Linked DNA regions of Mus musculus: region 1 is linked to region 2. The links are chromatin loops, found by intact Hi-C in ENCODE. Cell type or tissue: left cerebral cortex. All regions are shown on one strand.

The links. Peaks named below come from ENCODE experiments on the same cell type or tissue, not always from the same donor. Only the 100,000 strongest peaks of a DNase experiment are listed, where the experiment ranks them.
Region 1: a loop joins it to region 2, with 2.2 times the contacts of the local background. A loop is called at or near these places in 4 of 42 quality-filtered maps.

What each region holds. Positions count from the first base shown.
Region 1 is chr12:70,364,953-70,372,952 of GRCm38, forward strand. It overlaps Gm40435 (a long non-coding RNA gene), which reads right to left and starts at 3,623. Exons shown (of 2, transcript XR_872791.3): 1 at 2,550-3,623; 2 at 1,797-2,145. In left cerebral cortex, CTCF peaks have their summits at 1,420 (motif pointing right), 1,619 and 3,044; DNase peaks (open chromatin) are centred at 2,851, 4,052 and 4,577; H3K4me3 peaks cover 523 bases; H3K27ac peaks cover 3,433 bases.
Region 2 is chr12:70,416,790-70,424,789 of GRCm38, forward strand. No RefSeq gene overlaps it. Among named protein-coding and RNA genes, the nearest start is that of Tmx1, 32 kb to the right of the region's middle. In left cerebral cortex, no CTCF peak of the experiment used is centred here; DNase peaks (open chromatin) are centred at 4,464, 4,835 and 7,720.

The DNA.
Region 1 (8,000 bases), 52 kb before region 2:
CTGGTTTAGCCTGCATACTATCTGAAAACTAGCTTCTGAAATATGTTCTATCAATGCTAAATAGCCTGGGTTGGCTATGAGACTATAAGTAGACTTTCAACCCAGTCAGAAATCCAAGAATGACCAACATTACCTGAAAATATAAGAAGCTTAAACTCAGCTTCCAGAACTGAGGCAGGCTGTAGAGAGAGCTGTCTACCCATACAGCCCCAGTAAGTCAGGAAGTTGGAGCATCAGTCTTCAGCCTTCTGGCCCAGGATCATCTGACAGACTTTTGAAAAACAGTAATTATTAAGGACTAGCTTAGTCTGTCTCGGCAGAACTAAGCTGCCCTAACTTGTAACTTGTGTCCTCTCAAGAACAGTATGGGTCTGCAGGAGAGATAGGCAATTTCTGCCCAGTGGTCACCTAGCCACAAAGTACTACCTCACCTGGAGGTAGAGATACTTAATTTCTTCTTTGGAATTAACATCAAAATACAAACAGCACCAGGGCCATCCACAACACCTCCAGACTCAATTTAGATTATAGTTAGCCAAAAGTATTAGAACTGCCAGCAGGGGCGTAACCTCTAAGCCAAATCAGAGACATGCTATGGAGAGATGAAGGAAGGGCTGTTCTGCTCTGCCAAGATTGGATGGTCGCGATGACTTCAAAATAGTCCTTGAATGTCTGCTGAGTTACAGAAGCAACAAACACAAACACAGTTGATGGTTGTATCATAACAAAGCAGACGGTCGAGGCTGCACATTCCTGGATGGAGGTCAAGGAATCCAGGTTGTCAGAGAACTTATCTGACTCCAGGAACTTGAGTCAGAGACAAATGGCTATTGGGTACCAAAATGGATGCCTAGCATCAAATGGAGTTTCTTCAGCCATCACATAGATATCAGATATAAGAGAAATAATGTACTGTTTGCCCTTTGTGCTGGCGTATTTCACAGTGTCTTCAAGTTCCATTCACACCGTGGCGTGTATCTGAACCACATTCATTTTCAAGGCTGAAATGTACCCTATTGTATGCATGTCTCTCACTTATCCACTTATTAATGGGCATCTGGGTTGTGCTCACCTTTTGCCTACTGTGAAGATCTGTTCAAGCACAGGGCAAATGGCTGAGGTGCCTATTTAACAGAACAAAGCAGACAATGGCTGCCAGGTTCTCCCAGCATCCCACAGCCAGTCCCTGCCTGTTACAAAGCCATCCTGGCTGACACACCCATCCCCCTACCCTGAACTCTCCATCCTAGGGAACTCAGTTGCTCTTCCCTATAGAATCCTACCATTTTGTTTACCCTCTCTTTTTGTTTTGTTTTGTTTTTAAAAAGAGTTATTTTTTTATCTATATGAATACATTATAGCTGTCTTTAGACACACCAGAAGAGGGCATCAGATCCCATTAAGGGTGGTTGTGTGCCACCATGTGGTTGCTGGGAATTGAACTCAGGACCTCCGGAAGACTAGCTAGTGCTCTTAACCACTGAGACATCTCTCCAACCCTACCCACTTTTTTTTTTTTTTGAACCTTAGAGCCTCCTGGCTGCTATACCTGGTTCCCCTCTCTACCCTCTCCCTTCCCTTTCCCCTCTTCCCACATGGCCTGGCTCAGGATCTTGTCCACTTTGAGCTCTCCCAGATGCCCCTGCCTCTGGTTGTGCTCTCCCACATAGCTTCAATAAATCCTCTCCTCCACCATACCTAGGAGCAGCCATGTCACTTTCCTTTCCCTTTTAGTTCTTTTCATTCATCTGTTTTGACACCAAATGAGTGAGAAAAATAAAAGAATTGAAAAAGAATCAGCAATGAAAGGGGAAAGGCTCTTTCTTTCCCGGCCCCTTGTTTTATTTAGATTCTCAAGGCTTGGAGGACAGGAAAGTACGTTACACTGACTAGGGTGATCTCCTTTGGTGAGTCCACAGACTCAAAAGCTGTCTTCAGCCAGAAACACATGGGGAGCACAGGCAAAAATGATGTTTCATGTGGGAAGTCCATGGTGAGCTTGGGATGGGCACTCCCAGAGTTGCAGATGCAGCTCTGTTGGTTGGCAGAGTGCTTGTCTTGTACAGTGCGCACAAGGCCCTGAGTTCCATTCCAGGGCTGCAGAGAGCAGAGGATGGGGCAGCACAGGACTGTAATCCTGGAATCCTGGAGAGAGAGATGCAACAGGGTTAGAAGTTCAAGGCCAGCCTGGGATGTGTGACATGAGAAAAGAAAGAAGAAAAAAATGGAGGGAGGGGCAGAGAGGGGAGGGGAGGGGAGGAGGGAGAGAGGAGGGAAGGAATGGAAGGATAAAAAGGCAGAGGAGGGGAAGGAGGAAGGAAGAAATGGAAAGAGGAAGGGACGGAGGGATGAAGAGAGGGAGAGAAAGAGGGAGGGAGGAAGGGAGGGAAATGTTCTGAGCGAAATGTGCATTTAAGACATATCCCCTGTACGATAGGTCTACGTATTTCTAAGTAATCCCATTATTACAGCGGAATCAATTTTGTCTTAGATCAACCACTCTGCAGTTAGTAAAGGATGTTCAGTTGCTACAGGACCAGACATCTCACCAATGGCTAAATACAGCAGTGTCTGCTTTGCCACGCTCCTTCCAAACAAACAAGGGCCAAGCAAGCTCTTGTACAAACCCCTGAAGACCTGGGTCAGCGGCCTCATCTGACCTGTGTCTCCAGGGTGTCAGCAAATAATCTCAAGGCAAGCTGACAGAGGGAGTGGGAAAACGCTGAACTGTCTCCCCCCAGCACAGGCTAAACACAGACAGCCTATGGCTGTGGTATAAGCTCTTGAGACAGCAGATCTGCTTCGGGAAGCTTTACATAGTCCTGCTGCTGCCATGGCAACCGCTAGAGCTCTGGGTTCTGCCTGGGCCCTTCCTCCAGCCCTTGGCCACTGAGCTGTGACTGCTGCTAGGTCCTCTGGGAGGACCCAGCGAACAGATTGAAGGGCAGTGTAAGAGAGACACTATTCCTTTCTGAGACTCATGAGGAGGTTGCTGTCTCCAGTGAGACAGCGAGAAGCAAGCGCTGGCTGTGAGGCAAGGGTGCCATTCAGTGGCTCTGGGCTAGGGGTGCTCCAGTTCAATGTACAGCTGGAGGCACAGGCGCCTGCTCCTCTTCCAGCAATCAAATAATCATTAGCAAGCGTGTGTGTGTGTGTGTGTGTGTGTGTGTGTGTGTGTGTGTGTGTGTGTGTAGGGGAGGAGCAAAGACTTGCGCGGCGTGGAACTACTTCCTGATCCGGCATGGTGGGACAGTCTGGTTTGGAGAACACACTGCGTGACCAGGCTTTGTAATAGAAGTCAGAGCCAACACTAAGAAATATCACACAAAAATTTAAATCGTGTTGTTTTCATTTACACCAATATGATTTTTTTTATGTCAGTGGATTGAATAAAACTAAGAAATCAATGAAACTGCTTTTTGGCTTTATTTTAATTTAAGACATTTTCAGATTTTTAAGAAGTGTGATTCTGATGAATTTTGGCACTGGAATGTAATAACTTCTTTATATGGAGAAATAATTTTATGAGAAATATGTCTACATCTTATATTTAAAGTGACCCATTAATACTTTACTTATTTGTGTAATTAAAATTCATAGATGTATGTTTATAAAAGTCACACACTGGACCTAGGGCAGGTCAGATCTTCATGTGCTAAGAAGAAATTCACTTTCTGCATAAAGGTTTAAGGATTTGGAATTCATGGTGTTTATCACTAGGCCTCATATTATATTTCTGCCTTGCTTATCAGTGTATTAATGGTTGGCCATGAACTCCCTACGAGCAAAGTCCTGTCAAGGCTGGTGCCACGATGGTGCTGCCACTGTCTCAGGTGCTCTGTCACGGTCTAGGAATGAAGAGGGACAGTATTTATGCTTTCCTCGCTGAAAGATCAGGGTAGAACAATAATTCACTTGCCTAAACTAGATGAAAGATATAGGAAATGGGGTGGGGAAGGGCTGAAGGATAAAAGAACACAGATATTTTAAACCTTCAGTGACGTTTCAACATGCTGGAGATTGGAAGGCAGGGCTCTTGGCTTCGTCTCAGACTCATGCTGCCTCTGCTGCTGAGTGTGGAGATGAATTTATAACACCGAACTCTTCCCTGCTCACACCTCCCGTTTTCCTCACGCGGTGGTGTAGCTCTGCTTGGTTTTGCCCCTTCGTTCCTCTGAGGCAGTTACCTCAGATGACATAGTGCCATCTGATCATAAGGCGGCAGCCCAGGAGGGCAGATATCCTGACCTTGGACAAACACTCTGTGAGCACCCAGAAACCTACCCGAGAGCTCACCCCACCTGCTGCTCAGCACTGGCCTTGGCGCTGAGACCCAATGCCCATCAAGGCACTTGTCATCATTTATATCCGTGTCTTGGACCTCTAGAGACTTCAGGCTTGGTTTCCTCCATCAAGCAACCCGGTTCTTTGTTGCCAATCTTGTTCGGTGACGCTTTGTTATCATGGCATATTTAATTAGAACATCTCTGTTTTGAAACTGAAGTTCGTTTTCACACTTTTCTTAAAACATTCATTTGCACAAAAAAAGAAATGTATCGATGCATATGCAGCAGGAAGAGCACTTGCTATTCTGAGATGTGACAGAGAAATGATGGGGTACAGAGGAGAGAGAAGGGAGAGAAGGAGAAGCCAGGCATATTCAGGATTACCGGCGACGTCAGAAAGAGTGACGTCTATGATGCAAGTATGCATCTTATACGGTTAAAAAAAAAATGAAGTATTGAAATCTTCTTCCTACCGTTTCTTCTGATTCAGTCAAACTAATTCCCGAGCTTTCTCTGACCTACTAATTGAAGAGCACTCAGAGTTCCTCTGTATGTGCACAGAGGTTATAAATCAACCAGTTTATCTGTTCATTCAATTGACTGTCAATTGCATTAGGTACAAAATAGACAAATATTTTTGTCCCACAGAAGGTTATATTTCAGCTGGAAAAGACAGAAAGGGATTTATCCAGATGCAATGAGATTGAAAACAGTGTTTTAGACCAGGGTTTTGGAGCCAGGCAAGAGAAAAACAGAGACCCCAAGAGAATCAGGACCACTATCAGGGGAACCATCAAGAAGCCAAGGCGTGAACAATGACACAAGTCAAGGTAGCTATCATGGGGGAAACATGAGTCCCACTCACAGTGAGGAAGACTTTTTCTTTTAAAACTTGGGCCTATGTGACAGCGGCATTTTAAATTACCTCAGGAGATCCAGCATGCCTCATTGCTCAGAGGTGACTTCAAGACATGGTCTGCTGGCTCTCCTCAGAAAGGCAAGTCCTCTCCCTTTGTTGCATCTTGCCAACACTGGGAAGAGCCTGGGATACTCTGTGAGACTAGTGCGTGCACTTCTTTCCTCTTGCAGAAGCTGGGGTCAGTGGCTGTAGCTCCACTGTCCCAAGGGGACATCTCTGTTCCTTTGCTTTGGGAGCCAATGGAGGGGAAGCTAAGTGCACACACAGAATCCTGTGACCCCTACTGTGTAGCTCTATTGTTGTGGGATAGATCATTTTATTCTGTCTTGATAGGGCATACTTTCTTAAGGTTATAGAAAAACTTTTGGATTCAGTTGTGGGGACTGGCCAAGGTTACACAGGTCTTAAATGCGGAATTTGGAAGCCTGTTTATTCTGGAGCTGGATGGATTCACCCCAGTCCTTGCCTGTCAAAGCAGAGTCCAGGTTAAGGGGGTATCTGCTGCCTTTTTAATTATTATTATTTTTTTTAAGGATTCTTAGGTTAGGGGCTTAAATGGGGAAATGGGGAGCACTGAGAAGCGTGATTTGGAGCAAGAGACTTGTCAGAATTATTATCAACACAGAAAGGCAACATGGTGTGGCCCTGAGGAGAGTTCAGGCCTGTGAGGCAGGATATGGGCCCTTTTCTTCAGATCTCAGAGGAAGGCAAAGGTCGGTGGTCCTTGGTACTGTCCTTAGGTGTCTCTTGTACCCAAGCTGGTAAGGGAGGGTCTTGCATTCTGGGAAAGAGAGGAAGGGATCTTGGTACTGTGTGGCTTAGAGGATGCTGGGGTACTGGGTAGAAGTACATTAGGTTAAGGTGTTCCTATTAGATCAGTAGCTTTCTGATGTTTTCGAGCCCAGTAGCCTGGGCTTACACACTTCCTAGAGGGAGTGAGAACAGCCCCTACCATTCATTTTCCTGGAATTCATATGCCCAGGCAATCTTAGAAGGTTACTCAGTGAGGCATCTTTGCCCGGTAGCAGTAGGCATTCCAGATTCAACTATGAGTGCTGAGATAGAGAGATGAGATGAGGCATGCCCTGGGCAGCAGCTCATCTGAAATCTAACATTATTTTCTTGGAATCTGGATACCTGGTGAGCTTATTAGAGGGTCGCAGAGGCATGGGAGTCTTTGGATAGTGGGCTTGGCATTTTCTTTATGGCAGCCGAGAGGAGGAGGTTCCTGGAATCTGGAATCTGTAGAGATTAGAAGTCTGTGTAGTTGCTCGGACAGCTTCTTCTTGCTGGGACTGGCTTGTTAATCAAGGATGAACATATTTTCAGAAACAGCCCTGAGAGGCTCTTTGCTCTGCGTGTCACAGTGTTGCACAGCTCACTTCAGAATGCAACAATAAGGAGATAGACTGCCGTAGACCCTCTGGGCCCCTTTGTCTGCGTGGAATGGGTCTCTAGTCACGGGTGGACAAAGCGTAGGATGAGTGACAAAAAGATGTACACAGGAGAGGCCGTGTGGAATCTGAATGTCATTTTTCAAATCGAACATCAGACTTTTTATGCAGAAGACAATAAGGAAGTTGGGTGACATACCCACAAGGTACAAATGAGGTAACCGGATGCTTAATGACTCTTACACAGAACAGAGGAAATGAAAACGCAAAGACTGGCAGGAACTGGGCAATAAAATAACTGAGACAGAGTCAGCTCTATCTAAGGTCAGCTATAGTCTTAGAAGCCAGGTGTGAGAACTTTTCACTCCTAGGGCAAGGGCTTTCACACCCAAGTCATGGTTCTAACTAGGGAGTTCCGTTCTAGCTAACCATCTCATGAATAATGCAATACTCTAAAACCACAGCCCGATCTACTTCCTAAACCATTGTAAATTCCTGTATATGGGAGTGACTTGGCTTTTATTGATAGTGTAATACCAGAGGCTATTCTGAATGTCACTGTCTAGCTCAAGGACGTTCTAGGACTGTTGGAACACTGGCGGAAGGCTTTAGCTATGTCAGAATTCAATCTTAAAAGGCACTTATAATAAGATGATACTGAAAGAGAGCACGTGGATCCATACACTAGACTAACTCGGGAATGGAGAATTAAGGGAATGCCAGACTCCAGGAGGAGAGCTTCCTTGAAACTCTTTTTGCCTCATGAGCAGCTTTTAGGCATCCCTGCCTGACAGGCTGACTCGGCCGGAGTGCAGTGGCAAGAGACATTTAATTTCTGGCGTTTTGTCAAGCTTTTTAGTTGAAATAATCTTTAAGTAATTTTCAGTTTTTAGCTTAAGTTTATAGCAATAGCTAATTTGTCATCCAAAGATACCTTCTTCTTGCAGGAGGAAAATAAATATGAGTGTAATTATCCTTGGTGTTTTCTAGAAACCCCTGTGAGCTGCCAAATGGCTCTACCTGAGAGTGCAGGAAACAAAACAACTGTGATCATTAATGGTAGCAAACATGAACTATCTGGTCTGAGTTTTTGTCATCAGCAACACCACCAACTGCTTCTGATTTCAGGGAACATCTGATTTTTATTAAATGCAAAGCAGTGCCTATATACAAGGGACCCAAGTCATGGCATCCACTTGTACACAGTTCATATATAGTATCTCAGGCCACATGGTCAAATGAATCCTTGAGGACCATGTTATGAATGAATGAATGAATGAATGAATGAGTGAGTGGATGAATTAATGAAATGTTTGTGTTCATGGCTGTGGTGGGGAAGAGATGAAAGATCTTGGCCATGTCAGAGATGTTCTGACTCAGAACCCTGACACTCACGCCACA
Region 2 (8,000 bases):
TTATGTGGAAGTTCCTGTTTGTTTCCAGGAAAAAAATGCAGGTACAAAATTAGTGTAGTGAAAATGTTGATTATTTTAGCTTTGGGGTGAGCCTAACTCATAGGAGACCTTGAAATTCTGAAGATTACTCAACATGGGAATATAAAATCTTATTTAATGTTTTCTTACTTTTGAAAATTAAGTCTTGGAGTGATAGCAGAACACACTTGGCTGGAAAACATTTATGCAAATATGTTGAAGAGTAATTTCCATACCTGTATTTTCTTGATTAATTTTTATTCACCACATTATTATTTTGTAATACTTATGAACACATAATAAATTATTGCTTATTATTTTAATCATATTTTTAAACATTGAAATATATATACTTTTGACTACATCATGCGTATATTAATATATATATAATCTTTGTGAAAATCTAATAAGGAATATTGATGGAAATTTGAATGCAATGTGTATACATTTCCTTCTTGTTTATAAAAAAATTAATGATTTAACCAATTACACATTTATCATAATTTGTAGCCTCATACTTTATAATGAGAAAACACTTTTTTTTTTTTACTAAGTCACTTTGCACAGAGAACACATTTTTTATTCAGAAATTCCTGGCTCTGAGGCATGGTGAACATATTGGTGGTGAGCTAAAAGTTATCTAGGTGTGTTCTTGGGTTTTAATAGTACTTGAGCTTGGCACTTCTTTCTTGTAAAATGATGAAAATATGATCTCTTAAAGTCATGGTGAAAGCAACGAGCATTTCTTCTTGGAATGGGTATCTTCTTCAGCGCTGAAGAAATGACTGTGTGAAGAACAGCCTGAGGTGAGATGCCTGCGCCATCACCTGAGGCCAGAGTGATATCCATGGGGCCGCCACGTCTGGGTCTATGGCCTACAGCACCAGAGTCTGTGTTGATGTCCAGGCCAGTGTTACCACCACAGACCACTCCAGTGTTTGAGGGATATGGTGGACCCGCCCCTCACTGACTATAGTAGGTGTGATAGCTGGCCCTGCTCTTCTCAGGGGCCCAGAGGGAGTGCTGGCCCCTGTGCCAGTGTCTTGTCATTGTCGCTGTGACTGAGGGAGAGAGCTGGCAGGCTGGCCAATTCAGCTACCGTCCAGGCCAGATCCAGGGCTTTGAGTTGGCCCACCCCAACATCTACCCCATCAGTGATCTTCTAGAGCTTGTGAAGGGAACCAAAGCCACGGGATATCCATGACACAGGGCAACAAAATGACATCCAAGATCTGACTCAGTGAGGATCCAGTATTGATAATGTTAGCAGGAGCCAGAGGCCTCCAGCCAGACCAATGACTCATTGCAATGAACATTTGCAAGGAAAGCTGTTTGGGGGGAAATGCTCGATACAGGGAAGCTTCCAATGTCACTACAATAAATAAACATGTGAAGCAGAGGCAGGAAAACAGAGGAGTAGAATGGTACATTCTCTGTGGAACCAGAGGCTTGACAGCTGGAACAGGTGAGAGAGAAGCCAGTAGTTGATAGAGGAGTAGGTCCTTGCCAGAGCAGAGTGGTTGGGTCGACCAGATGGTTGTTTTGTTCTTTTTTTTTTTTTTTTTTTTTTTTTTTTTTTTTTTTTTAAAGAAAAAATATTTGGTGTGTGTGTGTGTGTGTGTGTGTGTGTGTGTGTGTGTGTGTAGCAGGTTACAAGGGTGGAGAGCAGGTATGGTAGGATTGGGAAATGAATGGGACTGGGTTACATGACGTGAAATTCCCAAAGAGTCAACAAAAAGTTATGTTAAAAAAGAAAGAACACCCTGCTTCTGTCTCTCAATTGCTGGGATTGTAAGTCTGTACCACCACATCTGATTACATATGTACATTTTATATACATATATACATGCATGCAAACATATTCATACCTTAAAATATTTAATTTTTTGGAACAATTTTACTTCTGTTTTATTTTTAATTATTTTATTTTATTATTTTAAGTTCCAGACATTGCCCCACCCAAGCCCCCCTCCCACAGCTCCTTATCCCATTTCTTCCCCTTGCCTCCGAGAGGGTGCTCCCCATCCACCGGGCATTCCCCTTCCCTGTGGCCTTGAGTTTCTAGAGGATTCAGTGCATCTTTTCCCACTGAGGCCGGAACAGGCAGTCCTCTGCTGTATATGTACCAGGGACCTCAGACCAGCCTGTATGTGCATGGATGCTTCCTGGCTGGTGGCTCAGACTTTGGTAGCTCCCAGGTGTCTGGATTAGTTGAGACTGCTGGTCTTCCTATGGGGTTGCCATCCCCTTCAGCTTCTTCAATCCTTCCCCTCATTCCTTCATAGAGGTTCCTGACTTCAGTCCAATGGCTGGGAGATCATGAATTACAGACCCCCTTAGGCAACATGGTAAGAACCTATCTCAAAAAAAGGGATGGGGCTCAGTTGATAGAGTACTTGGCTAATCTGTATGATGCCTTGGGTTCAGTTCCCAATATGTCATAAACCAGCATGGTGAGAGTAGGAAGGTCTGAAACCCAAAGCTATCCTCAACAACCCAGGGCATTTGAGGTTGGCCTAGAATACAAGAAACTGCCTCAAGAGAAACGTAGAGTAACAACACCAACCCTAATTTTTAAATGGCCAACTTATGTAAAGTGTTTATTGCATTCCACCTATAATGTGAGCTCTGGTATTGAAAATAAAGGTTGAATTGTTAATTGAAAGAAAGAAAGAAAGAGAGAGAGAGAGAGAGAGAGAGAGAGAGGGAGGGAGGGAGGGAGGGAGGGAGGGAGGAAGGAAAGAAGGAAGGAAGGAAGGAAGGAAGGAAGGAAGGAAGGAAGGAAGGAAGGAAGGAAGGAAGGAAGGAAGGAAGGAAGGATGAACTCTGTATTAGGAAGCAGGGACCAAACCAAATATTACACCAAAAGATGTATCCAACACTCCTGCTGTTTAGGGTTCTGTTCCACCAAAAGGAACACAGAATACACACACACACACACACACACACACACACACACACACACACACACACACGTGTATTCTTATTATTTCCCATCTGAACCACAGTTATGGTACTCACCACTTCCCTACACTAAGTATCTGATATGACTCCCACATACAGATGTCACTTAGGTAACATCAGAAGTTACTGATAACAGAGGGTCCCTCCTGAATTTCAGACCAGAGCTCCTGAGTTAATTAAAATTACTGCATCCTTAAAAGTACCTACAGTTTTGTGAACTTGAAGTTGTTAAGTGGACAGAGATGTCCTTTTCGTGGGTGATTTTCTCTGAGCTATGAAACTGCTTTTTATGTGCATTAAGTAGCTAGAAGCCTGAACCAACTCCAATTTCAGGTCCTGAACACTTGCAATTTATCTTCTTTGGAAAAATACAAGGAATGAAACTTGCTTATAGTCTTTTCATCACCAACAGCCCGAGATGGCATTTTGATCTGAAGCTATTTCATCTATACATCTCCAGCTCATGTTTCAATTTATATGGCTTCAGAACATCCTTCCTGGATTTTCATAACCATTATTTACAGCTGTTTCATCCATTCACTCTCATTTATTTCCCAGAAGTCAAGTTTTCTTCAAAAGTGCCCCATAAATCACATTCAGCCAGTCTATTTGGGCAGGATGTGTTCTTTACTAATGATGAATGTGGTGGTACAATTTGTTCTCAATACAAATGGCATAAAATTGGCTGTGAGCCACTGCTTGGATTTCTATTTTTGTATCTGTCTCTGCTTTTGCAAAAGATACCTCCTTAGAACACAGCTTACAGCTCAGACTTCTGCTCCCTTCATAAGCTGCGTACATCTCAAATTTATATTCTACTTTTAGAAAAAATTTAGTCCATCTAATTATAATAATACCCATCTTCATTGGAATCAGATTCTCTGTAGAGATGTCATCCAGCAGATATGGGACTAATAAATCCTCAGAACTTTCTGACACTGCTTATGAATGACAGCAATTGTGTTATATTGCTCATGCTCTAAGAGAAAGGCTGTCTGGGTTGCTGGAAAACTGTTCCATTGATGAAGAGGATCCAGGAAGTTGGGTTCTGATGTCTGATATAAATTTCATGTTTATGGAGCTTCCCCCAATGCAGGACCAAAAAGTGGGCTCTTTCCGTGGAAGCGTGAATTATTTCTTCCGATGTTTTCTGATGTTTGTCTTTTCTTCCCCTTTCCCAGTTCCTGTTGTTTGAATGCGCATGCTAATTATATATTGAGGTCCACACTGATCTTCTGGAGTCCATGAGACATTTGGATTTGTTTTCAAAAGATTCCTCCTAACTTCCCTGAATCCTAGAGACCTGGTTCCAGTCTGTGTTCTTTCTGAGAAGCAGAGCCTGGTGCAGGGTTTGAGTTTCTGGATGAAACTCACAAACAAGCTCTATGTTGCCAGTGATAGTTCTGCTCTTGAGGAGTGTGGTTACATAACTGTAGTCCATCTGTACAGTCGTGGACCACATGGCCTGTGACAGACTGCGTACACAACAGTTGTCCCATAAGACTAACATGGAGCTGGAGATTTCCCATTTTTTTGATGGACTAGCCAGATTTTTCTTTCAGTGTAGCACCTTATTCCATGGGTTTGTATTTGCTGTGTAGACAAATCTACTGTCTGCCATATAGAAACACCACACACAATATTATGCGTGACACATCATCTATGACCTTATACTTTTGGCATTATTTTAGAATATAGTACTACTTCTTAAACAAGTAACTTGAAATAGTATGCCATGTTATAGGGGAGGTAGCGGTACACATCCTGTATCTACCTTGACTCCGACTGCATCAAGAGGCCACATTGAGTTATTCAGCTAACCACCCAGGTCTACAGAAAACGCATGCAGTGATAAAGCACCCCCATCTTTAAACGACTCGTGAGTGTAGTTCCTACAAAAACAAGAAGGGCCTGGAAAGGAAGACAGAAAGCTGTGCTTTATTTATAACACTTCATGGGGAGGAGAGTTATTTATTTCACTGAAGTTACAAGATCTGTCGATTTATTCTGGATCCAGTTGCTCCTGTCGTTCAGTTTATATTCTCTAACATATTTCCTATGTCTAAATAGTGTGTTTCCTTTGGAAATGAAAATTGTAATCCGTTTACAATGTGTCCTCTTAGTTAACTGCTTCCTGAGTTTCTGTCAGCTGGGTTTCATGGTGGAGAGTCAGGACAGTAATTTACTGTCTGAAAGATATGAGAGCAGTGAATGGCAGATCTCCCAGGTCGCACATAAAATACTCTGAAAATGTAGATAATGGTTGCAAATAGCCCCACACCTACGCCATTCAAACATGTGAACAACAACTAAGAGACAGAAGCCATATCCAAAGGAAGTCAGAACAAAGGAACACATTACGGTCATATATTGCATTCATAAACTCAAATCCCGGATTCTAACAACACGACAAAATTCTGTGTTAAGGATGGAAGAATCTTTTACTAAAGAGTCAGATCTCCATGAGATATGCTTTTGGGTTGAACCGCAGTTGGTTGTGTAAATATGTCTATTTTTATAGAAGAAGAGTTTTACACTTTGCAATTTTAGTGCCATACTTCATAGGATGGCAGAGCTACAGGGCTCGGAGCTGGACCCAACAGTGCTGAATGGGAAAACACAAGCTCTCACACAGACCACAGCAGACCACAGCAAGCACAGCGAGTAATTCATGAGCTTGGTCTCCTCATTTCGGCTCCCTACTATGTTAGACATGTGGACCTACAACCACAGTGTTAATATAGTTCGTGTCCTATATTAATCAGGGACACCCCAATGTGTCAGTCAGCCAGCTGTGACCAGCAGGTGGCTGTGACCTAGCAGATGGCCCATCATTCAAACACATTGCAACACCTGCTCTTGAGGGGAGCCCCTTAATGCAGACCTTTTCCCTAAAGTCAGAAACATTTTCAACAATTGGGCAAGTCATCCTATTGTGTTTTATCACACATAAAGAAAATTTTTATCTCAGTCCGTATTGGGAGTTGGGGAGGCAGAGACAAAGGGGGCTGGTTTTGAGCCTACTATAGAAATAAATGGAAATGAAGCAAGTATGTGGACATAGAGAAGGAGACAAAGGATTACTGTGGCCTGTGAGTACGAACCCAGGCTGCCCCCAATCCGCCTCCCCCCAGCTGCCCTCTGCTCACTGAACCATCTGCTCTGCAGCTGGGACACCACCAGAGGCTGTGTTGAACAATTAAATGATCCCCACAGATGGCCACGCCTTAGCCAGACACGGAACCATCTTCCCCAAGGATGTGTTAGTGATGATATGTAGCCTATTAAAAATAACCAGTGAAATCTTAACATTAGAGACTTCAAATCTGTTTTTAAGAGACAGATTATTAAAAGAACCTTCCCACCTTGAAATTTCATTTCTTTCGTTCTGATTATTTGAAGGTGTAAGTTTGTATATGTGGACAAATTATCCCTGGTGTCATGAATAAAAGAACTAGATAGAGATCCCTGAACTATTTCTATCATAAAACACCTTAGGAAGATGCTGATGATGGAGAGAGAAATCATGCAGGTAAAAATCCCTCGAACCTTGCTACTCTTTGCAGTTTAGGAGTTATAAATGACTGTCTGCCATAGGCATGTAGCCGAACTGCATCAATTCAGTACTTCTATATCTGAATACATACAAAATAAAAACAAAACCTTAAAAAATACACAAATCAGAAATAATATATGTTGTGTTTATTAAATATGCTAATAAAATTAAATGTATCTAAATATATTTTAAGAATGGTAAATCCTAAAAATACTGGTTAAAGTCTTTTTATAAAAGATTTATTTATTTTGTGTATATGAGTACACTGTCGCTGTCGGACGCACCAGGAGAGGGCATTAGGTCCCATTACAGATGGTTGTGAGCCACCATGTGGTTGCTGGGATTTGAACTCAGGATCTTAACTGCTGGGCCATCTCTCCAGCCCAACAATAGCTTTCAAAACAAACAGAAGTCTGAGTTACTATGTTCACTGATTTCTTCTAATCACCAAGCTGAGATGCTACTGAACACAGTAGCTAACTAGAGCTTTGCAGCCAGTACCCCACCATTACGTGTTATTGGTACATATGTGTTCAAAAGATGTAAGCAACCTTGAAAACATAGAGATTATTAAAATAGTTAAATATTTTTAAAGTGAGTGTTTGAGCATTTATTTTTTACTTCATATAATTTGTTTATTAATTGCTTAATTTCTAATAGGAATTATGTTTAACAATAACTTGAAAATCCTGAAAATTCAGCAAGAACTTTTATAAATATGATAAATTAAGCCCTAAGTCAATGCCTATGTAATAAGAGCTGTTATTATCTACACTTTACATTAAGAGAAAACTAAATAACAGAGTTCAGAAAATCGCATACTATTCTATAATTGTGCAGCTGAGCTGGGATAACAAATGCAGACTAAACTTTTCTGAGTTTTAGACTCTAAAGCTTTTTCTGCTTTGTTGATGGAAACATACAAACTCAGAACAGTCCCTAGCAACTATTTTATCTCCATTTGCAGTCTAATTACTGATATGGCCGGAACTCTTTTAATAGATCCCTCAAGGTAAAGGTCTAATTTAGGAAGGAACGGCTGATTCGATAACGTACAGGAGCTGGTTAGAGGGAAAGCCCAAGGATCAAGGGGATGCTGCTCCCATTCTGTGTGCCCGTGGGAGGCTGCATGCCAATCAACTTCCATATGCAGGATCCTGTTGAATACTCTCAGATGCAGAGAATAGCAATGTGAATTCACCTTGTTCTTAAAGTTAGCATGTGACATCATTTCTGGCTAAGACAGACTGACTGATAGAAACATAACAGTCACTGGGCTAAATATATATTTTTGCCAGTGCTCCAGGGGAGTCTTCTGAGTGAGTCAAAATTCTAAATAAAAAAGACAATATTCGGGAAAGAAATGATATCATTCAACCGAAGAGTCTTTCACAAGAGGTAATTAAATACTGCTGGCCATAACTATCATTACACCATTCAAGCAAACAGCAAACTTTCTGCC